Regions from separate parts of the Homo sapiens genome. Here regions 2 and 3 are each linked to region 1. The links are chromatin contacts, found by Hi-C or POLR2A ChIA-PET in ENCODE. All regions are on one chromosome and are shown on one strand. Each heading gives the region's core, a stretch centred on a gene start or an enhancer-like site at or near the end of the contact. The rest is flanking DNA. Distances are from core to core; before and after follow the strand shown. Region 1 holds the start of UBAP1 (ubiquitin associated protein 1). Region 2 holds the start of CCL27 (C-C motif chemokine ligand 27). Region 3 holds the start of ENHO (energy homeostasis associated).

The links. Hi-C counts contacts between places; a loop is a spot of excess contacts on that map. ChIA-PET counts read pairs that join two places held with the same protein, here RNA polymerase II (POLR2A). Pooled maps may share reads with other maps.
Region 2: a map of CD8-positive, alpha-beta T cell shows a loop between it and region 1 (8-fold over the local background). The contact joins the promoter of CCL27 here to the promoter of UBAP1 in region 1. A Hi-C loop is called at or near these places in 3 of 168 maps with a recorded cell type or tissue (CD8-positive, alpha-beta T cell and naive thymus-derived CD4-positive, alpha-beta T cell) and 12 of 50 pooled maps.
Region 3: a pooled map shows a loop between it and region 1 (7-fold over the local background). The contact joins the promoter of ENHO here to the promoter of UBAP1 in region 1. A Hi-C loop is called at or near these places in 6 of 50 pooled maps. POLR2A ChIA-PET finds 5 or more read pairs at or near these places in 2 of 52 experiments (T-cell and activated CD4-positive, alpha-beta T cell).

Annotation. Positions count from the first base shown.
Region 1 is chr9:34,177,652-34,180,381 of GRCh38, forward strand. It overlaps UBAP1 (ubiquitin associated protein 1), which reads left to right and starts at 1,392. Exons shown (of 7, transcript NM_016525.5): 1 at 1,392-1,589. RefSeq lists enhancers at 441-1,399, 1,205-1,634, 1,400-2,356, 2,357-2,730.
Region 2 is chr9:34,661,273-34,664,002 of GRCh38, forward strand. It overlaps CCL27 (C-C motif chemokine ligand 27), which reads right to left and starts at 1,385. Exons shown (of 3, transcript NM_006664.4): 1 at 1,292-1,385; 2 at 1,012-1,144; 3 at 618-807. The coding sequence starts at 1,361. The coding sequence ends at 672. It overlaps IL11RA (interleukin 11 receptor subunit alpha), which reads left to right. Exons shown (of 13, transcript NM_001142784.3): 13 at 210-630. The coding sequence ends at 226.
Region 3 is chr9:34,521,675-34,524,404 of GRCh38, forward strand. ENHO (energy homeostasis associated) reads right to left here and starts at 1,316. Exons shown (of 2, transcript NM_198573.3): 1 at 1,103-1,316; 2 at 1-182. The coding sequence starts at 21. RefSeq lists an enhancer at 60-612 and silencers at 1,242-1,351, 1,372-1,741.

The DNA.
Region 1 (2,730 bases), core at 142-2,641:
TTACAGGCGTTAGCCATCGTGCCTAGTCATTTTATTTTATTTTATTTTATTGCGACAAGATCTTGCTCTGTCACCCATGTTTGGAGTACACCAGCACAATCCTGGCTCACTGTAGCCTCGACCTCTCAGGCTCAAGTGATCCTCCTATCTCAGCCTCCTGAATAGTTAGGACCACAGGCACATGCCACCACGCCCAGATAATTTGAGTTTTTGTAGAGACAAGGTCTCACTATGTTGCCCAGGCTCACCTAATTTTTACCAAACTTTTTGTAGAGACGGGGGTCTCATGTTGCTTAAATTGGTCTTGAACTCCTGGGCTCAAGAGTCATCTTATTCAATTAATAATTCTCTGTCTCCTAATTCCAGCAGACATAGAAAGACACAGAAGGCCAGCGCCATGGCTCACGCCTACAATCCCAGCAATTTGGGAGACTGAGGCTTGAGCCCAGAAGTTTACCACCAGCCTGGGCAACATGGTGAGACCCCGTCTCTCCATATATATATATAAAATAATAAAAATTATCCGGGCGTGTTGGCATGTGGCTATAGTCCAAGCTACTCAGAAGGCTGAGGTGGGAGGATCACTTGAGCCCGACAGGTGGAGGTTGCAGGGTTGCAGTGCGCCAACATCGCGCCACTGCACTCCAGCCTAGGCGACAGAGCGAGACCCTGTCTCAAAAAAACAAAAAACACCCCAAACAGAAACAACAACAACAACAAAAACCCCCACAGAAGGCAGTGAAGGCTTGGGATAGGATTACCTGGTTTAAACCCATAGAATGTCAGAATTGAAGGAAGACTTAGAGGTCACCTTTGTTTTTTTTTCTTTTGATACAGAGTCGCGTTCCGTTGCCCACCTGGAGTGCAGTGGCGCGATCACGGCTACCGCAGCCTCGACCTCCCGGGCTCAAGCGACCCTCCTGCCTCGGCCTCTCAAAGTGCTGGAGTTACAGGCGTGAGCCACTGCGCCCGGCCTAGAAGTCACCTTTCAACTTAGTCCTCTATACATGGGAAAAGTGAGGTCCAGAAAGGGTATGAGTTGTACCAGGTCGCTGACCCTGAACAGAAGCTAGATGTCTTAATTCCCAAATAGGACTCGCTGCTAACTCTTTGGGCATACCTTCGCGATTCAAGGCTCTTGGGTTTCCCGCTTTGGCCGCCTCGCCAAACCCAAGTCTTACACTCTTAGTGACCCCCTCCTTTCCTCCTTCCCCCTTAGGTCAGCAGGGTTTACTCATTCCAATTGCAATGCTCCATGTTGCCGGAGTAGCTCCTCGCTAGAAGAGAGATTAGTTATGTCACCGTCGGCTCCTCCCATTGGTCCGGGCGTGTGGAGCGCGGCGCCATGACGTCAGACGCCCAAATGAGTGGGGCGGTGAGGGGAAGGAGGAGGGAAGTAGGACTTCAACATGGCGGCTGCGGCACTGGCGGTGGCTACGGTGACGGCCTGGCCCGGAGCGGGCAGAGTTGGAGGTGGTGGCGTTCGCTCTCCCTAGGGGCTGTCGGGAGCTCAGCGGGGACCGAGCCTGGGAGGCCGGCCGGTGCCAGCACCTTTCGGCTTCTGAGACGGCGGCAGCAGCGGCATTCAGGTGAGGGGGGCCTCCCTCTGGGGGAGGGGGAAGAGGGGCGGAGTTGGGGGAGGGGGGCTGGTACTGGGAGACTGGGAAACGGGATGGGGGGCCGAGCGAGGTGAAGGGCGCCGGAGCTAGGAGGTGGGAGGGAAAAGTGGCCGGAGATCCGCGATTCGGGGAGGATTCTGGGAGAAGGGTCGGAGTGAGGGGACCGGAGTTGAAGGGGCGGAGGGGAAGTGGGATGCGGAAAAATGAGTTCGGATTAAGGAGACTAATACCCTACTGGAAGACAGGCATAGTAGACATCTATCGGGCTGGACTGAGAACTCGGTGGGAACTAGAGGATGTCAGGGAGGGGGACCCAGATTTTAGTAAAGAAGGTGAGTGGTGGGGAGTTGAGGGTGAGCTGGGGACGTGCGGTGTAGATTTAGTTCTCCCTGAGGCAATGAGATTGGGGAGAAAAGGTGGAGACTAGACCAGAGGTGAGTGATCTTTGGGGATATCTTTGGCCTTGTCTGGTCTTCTCCAGGTATGTTTATCCGCCTTTTTTGTTTCTTGGGTGGAGGCTTACCTATACAGTCCACCTGGGCCTCAGGAACCGCCCCAGTCTTTCTTGTGGAACGTCAGGTTCATTTATTTGAGCTATATCAGTGATCTTTGACCTTTGTTGCCAAATGTAATTGTTTCCAGACTAGCGTCTTAAAAGTATGGTTGGGCATAAAAATACGTTTTATGTTAAACTGAAAAAAAAATTGTTACTTTTAGTCACCATGCAGTGTTGCGAAACCAGATTTGGTAATTTAGTTAAGTATTACGTATATTCTGTTCTAACTTTACTCGTTAGTGCTTTGTCTCTTCAGTTATTAGCATTTGAGAATTTGAATAGATATGATGGATGTTTTCCTTTTTAATTTTGTCAGATTTGATGGTGGGAAAAACAAGATACTTAGTCTTTAGTGATATATAGTTCTTTCTAGTTAATGTCCCAACCTAAACTAAAAGTTTCCGTATTGGCCGGGCGCTGTGGCTCACGTCTGAAATCCCAGCACTTTGGGAGGCCGAGGCGGGCGGATCACGAGGTCAAGAGTTCAAGACCAGCCTGACCAACATGTTGAAACCCTTTCTCTACTAAAAAGCCAGCCGGGCGTGGTGGCAGGCG
Region 2 (2,730 bases), core at 135-2,634, 480 kb after region 1:
GTCCCCTCCTTCATTCTTAATGTGCCTGGGCCCAGAGCTAGGTCCACTCCCGTATCTTCAGTGTGTTGAAGAGGCTCCCTCAGAGCTGGGCTCCTCTACTCATCTTCAGAGTGTTAAGCTTAGAACTGAGTCACCTCCCTCATTCTCAGGGTGTCTGGGCCAAGATCCGGTCTTACTGTCTCTCCTGATTTGCCTCCTGCTTCTTCTAGGAGCTCCAAACCTGTAGAGGACCCAGGAGGGCTTCGGCAGATTCCACCTATAATTCTGTCTTGCTGGTGTGGATAGAAACCAGGCAGGACAGTAGATCCCTATGGTTGGATCTCAGCTGGAAGTTCTGTTTGGAGCCCATTTCTGTGAGACCCTGTATTTCAAATTTGCAGCTGAAAGGTGCTTGTACCTCTGATTTCACCCCAGAGTTGGAGTTCTGCTCAAGGAACGTGTGTAATGTGTACATCTGTGTCCATGTGTGACCATGTGTCTGTGAGGCAGGGAACATGTATTCTCTGCATGCATGTATGTAGGTGCCTGGGGAGTGTGTGTGGGTCCTTGGCTCTTGGCCTTTCCCCTTGCAGGGGTTGTGCAGGTGTGAATAAAGAGAATAAGGAAGTTCTTGGAGATTATACTCAGAAATTATTATCCAATGCTGCTTTATTATTTGGCTATTGGGGGCTTCAGCCCATTTTCCTTAGCATCCCAAAATTCAGCTTGGGCAGAGTCCCATGGAGCTTTCTCTCTTGGTGCTCAAACCACTGTGACAGGCTGGGGTTCTGGGGGTGGATGCAGATGCTGCGTTGAGCCAGGTGAAGCCTGGGTAGAGAAAGGTCCAAAGCTATGACCATAGCTTGGGGATGAGATTAGGGTCATCCCCAATGACCCTAATTAGGGGTTAGGAGCAAGGACCAGATGAAAACCTGAGTTGGCAACAGAATTAGCAGTTAGGGCTGGGGTTGGGATCAGCATTAGGGGTTGGGACTGAGGTCAGAGTCAGGGGTATCAGGGGTGGGAGCTCACACGAAAGCCTGGAGGTGACAGTCCCCGTCAGCCTCCTGCAGTTCCACCTGGATGACCTTCCTCAGTAGCTTGTCTGAGAGTGGCTTTCGGTAGAGCTGAGTACAGCAGGCAGTGCTGGGTGGCAGTAGGAATGCTAGGGGCAACAGGGCCATGTGTTCAGAGGGATCCTGACCAAGAACCTCTCTGCCAGACAGCTGGAGGTTAGGTTGGATTTCCTGGGTCTTTTCAACTTCATCCCATTCACCCAGACCCCCAGCTTTCTATACCCCCAAGTACTCACCTGCTGTAGGGTCTGGGCTCAGGAGCAATGACAGCAGCAGGAGGCTGCAGAAGGTTGGGGGCCCCTTCATGTTGCTCAGCCTAGACTCTTCCTTCTCTCTCTCTCCTCCTCCCCTACCTTTTATCTGGGTGCCTTTTACCTGGGGCACTAGGTGAGTCAGAGGCAGTTGGAGATGTACTGTGTAACCTGTGACACTCCTGGGCCCTAATTCTCGGCCTGTTGCCACAGACTCCTTCCTCATCTAGGATAGCCATTTCCCATGTGCTCCTAAGCTCTGGGCAGTGAAGCTGGGGGAAGGATTAGTGTGTGATGTAGGGACTGATGGAACAGTGAGTAAGGGCAGTCAAGCATCCACAGCAGCATCTAATGATAGACATTCACACTCAAATACGCATAGCCACACATTCAAAGTCACTCCTCAATCACTTGGTCAACCTCACAAAGTCATACTCATGATCAGACAACCGTAGACAAAATTATATAGCCCCGGTTATACTCAAAGTCCCTCTCCCACCCAATTGTGTTTTCACAGTCATCCAATCACAAGCAAATTCACACTAGCACACACAGATTCTGACAGGGGAGTTGTGGGTGGGGTGGGAGCAGAGGGCAGGCAAGCACCAACTTGCCTTCACCTTCTCCTCCCCACTTCCTGGCTTGGCCTGCCTGTCTTATCAGAAGAAATGGATGGGAATGGGTCCCTAGAGCAGGCCCTTCTGGCTGAGGAGGGTTCTTGGCTGAGGCCAGCCCCATTCAGAGAAGCTGGGGGAAGGCCCTTTATGGTAATATTAAGGGTGTTTTGGAGATGCTGAGGTGGGGCAGCTTTCCCCAGGATGATGAGACAGGGAGGAAAGGTGGGGTAGATAAGGAGGGAAGATAAAAGCTCTTTGGTGCTAGGTTACTGTTGTCAAAACAGGTAAAAGGCCCAGTGAATCTTACCTTCCTGTTTTTGTCTAGTCCTGTTCCAGGAATGCCAACCTCTTGCCAGCAGGGGCCTAGGGTCTCCAGATCCAGTCCCTGACTTGTTGAAGACATTGGACTCAAGCACTCAATTACATCTTTGTTTTACTCAAATTCCAGCCTCCTTCCTGGGCCTGGAGGAACATCCCCTCTCCCTACCCGGGTTCAGTCACACCCTCATGTCCAACTGCTATACCCCCTGCATCCCACCCTCCAGCTATAGCCGCTTCTCTCCTAATCCCATACCCAGCTGTCACTCCGTTCTTTACCCCCTCCCTGCAATGCAAAGCTCCTATTCATCTTTATCCAGTCCTTTCCAGGAAGCTGGGAGCTGCCTAGGGTGGGGGTATGCTGCCAAGTTCAGTGCCCCTGGCTCCTTTAAGAATTTCCCACTCCTGGTCCAGGGATCTCAATCTGCAAGTCCTGCTCTATATTTGAAACATAAACCAAGTCATAACACAGTAATCCAGCCCTTATCT
Region 3 (2,730 bases), core at 66-2,565, 340 kb after region 1:
CTGGGAGATGGCTGCCCCCATGACAGGCAGCACCCTCAGACCAGCACAGACAGTGGAGCTGCCTCAATGGTGAGGCCCATGCCGAGGCAGGACTCTGGTATGGCCGGCCTTCAGAGGAGGCTGTGCTGTCTGCACGCTCAGTGATTCCTGGGCAGTGGAGATGTCTACCTGCAGTCCTGAGCCTGTTGGGGGTATACAGTAAAGGAGAGGGTGGTGAGGAGGAAGGGTGGGGTGAGGCCTAGGAGGAGAGAGGTAGGGAAGAGAGCCTCCCTCCCACATTTCTGGCCTCCCTGGTGAAAGACCTTGGGTCCCAACAGGCTCGAATACCCCACAGAGCCATCACCCCCATCCACAGGCTTGGTTCTGGCCACCTGAATGAGTGTGTAGCCACCGTGGGGAAGCTGCAGTAGGCAGCCGTCATCTCATTCTCCTTAGACCTGGTGGGCATGCCCTGGTCCTGCCCACCAAGCTTGCAGCCCTCAAAAGCCCTCTGTTGGTGGGTGGGATCCAGGAAGCCCCCAGCCCAAAAGGATGGGGGTTGTAAGCAGCTCTGGTGTGGCCTGGGCGCCTCCTCTCTCCCAGGACTCCAGCCAGCCCGACCAGGAGACCTCCAGAGGCGCCAGCTTGCACAGAGGGAACTTTGTGGAGGCCCTGGCAGGCATGTGCAGGCTCTGTGCGTCCAGGGCTGTGTGCCTCTATGTGGGGCTGCCTCTCTGGGTCAGGTGTGTGTGTGTGTCTGGTGTCTCACTGTCCCTCCGTTGGATGTGTGCCTGTGCCTCTGCACACCCACCTCTGTGTGTGTGGCTGCCTCTCCGTGTGTCCCCATCTCTGAGTATGTCTCCTCTATGTCTCATTTCTCTACCAGTGTGTCTCTGTGTATCTCTGCATCAGTCTCTGTGTCTCTCTCTCTCTTCCAGGCTGTATCCCCCTCTGTTCCCATGGACGTGTCCCTATCCCCTTCTCCGTGGGGTCTTTTCGGTGGTTCCTGTGTCTCTGTCTTTGTGTTCGTCTCTCTCCGCGGCAGTGTGTCTCTGTCTCTTTATCTCCATCTTCGGGTCGCGTGTTCTTGGCCCCCGTGCCCGTGGCGGGAGGCCCTTCTTACCTGAGTTGAGCCTGGTGCGCGCCCGCGGGAGGGTCCGGGGCAGCGGGATGCTCGGCGCCGACTAAGGCTTGGGAGCCTGCGGGCGGGGGGCGGCGGGAGGTGGGAGACCAGCAGAGGCGACGTCCGCTCCCCCGGCCCTCCCCCTCGGCCGCGCAGCCTCCACCGGCCGCTCCCGCCGCGGCGCGACCGGGGCGGCCTCTGCCGCGGGCGGTCTGCGGTGAGCGGGCACCTCCTCCCCTTGGGGCCGCACCTCCTCCGCGGCCGCGGCGCTCGCTCGCTCGGCAGCGCTCGGGCGGCGGCGGCGGGAGCTGCGCGGTGTTCGGCTGGGCTCGGCTGCGTTCGGTTGGGCTCGGCTGGGCTCGGCTACGTTCGGCTGGGCTCGGCCGGGCTCGGCGGCCAGCAAAAACAGCGAAGAGCCTCGCCTCCTGGGAGGCCGGCGGCCTGCGGCCCGGGGGCGGAGCCATCCCAGCGCCGCTGCCGCCACTCAATTGGCTGGCCGAACCCCGGTTCCCGCACCATTGGTGGTGCGCTGAGGTGGGGACCAGCCCGCCTCTCGTGCCGGCGCGGGGCGGGAGGAGGGCCGAAGGAGTAGCTGGCCCTGGATCCTTCCCGGGAGAGGGGATGGGGTGGGGGCAAGGCCTAACCTCTGGTAGGGATTTCTTGCACCTTCTACACCTGGAAGGGTTGTACACCCCACATCCGAGAAAGGCCAAGGCCTCTGCATTTCCACATGTGAGGAAACCACCCCTCTGTATCTGGGAGAGGTCTCTTAAGTAAGTCATCCGGAGGAAGGCCCCGCGTCCCCACACCTGGCAGGAGACTGAATCTCCTCACCTAGGGAACCGCCTATAGTGCAGTCCCGCACTTCCCTCTGCCACCTGGGTGTGGACTCTGCATTCCCACTTTAGAGGGCCCCAGGTTCCCTGGCCCTAAGAGGTGTGAAAATCTCTGGCAACACAGGTTCTTTGGACACATTTACTGAGTTCCTACCCAGTGTTGGTCGCAGGCTTGCTGCCAGGCTGTTGGGGAGTCTGGGACAGAAATGGAGTGTCCTGAGCGATGGTTCTGCCCTGGCTGGAATAGGTGCAGGCGTGGTGGAAATCCTGCCTTGCCATCCTAAAAGCTCCCCTAAGAAGAAGATAGCTTGGACAGGAGCAGTGAGGTAGACCTTGTCCTCCCCGACCTTCACAGGCCAGTGATTGTCACCTATTCTGATCCGGCCGTCTTCTCATCCCGCTCTACATGCTCTCCTTGGAGGATCACATCCCTGAAGCTATATCATGAAGACTCCCAGTGCTCCCAAGTCTAGCCTTAACTTCTCTCTGGAATCCTAGACTCATATAACTAAGTGCCTACTGTAATCGGGGCAGTATTGATTCCTGGTTCACTTACTAACTTTGTGATCTTGAGCAAGTTACTAAATCTCTCTTAGCCTCAGCTTCCTCATCTGTAAAATGGTTGTAATGCTACCTCTCAGGGTTGTTATTCACTAATTTATAGCAGATCGATCACATCTCAGCAAATGCCAGCTGACACAACCCCCAGGACCATGTGACTAAGAGGCCCCTTCCCCCAATCCAATGCCATGAAATTCACATAAGACCCCTGTAAATCCAGATGCTATCTTG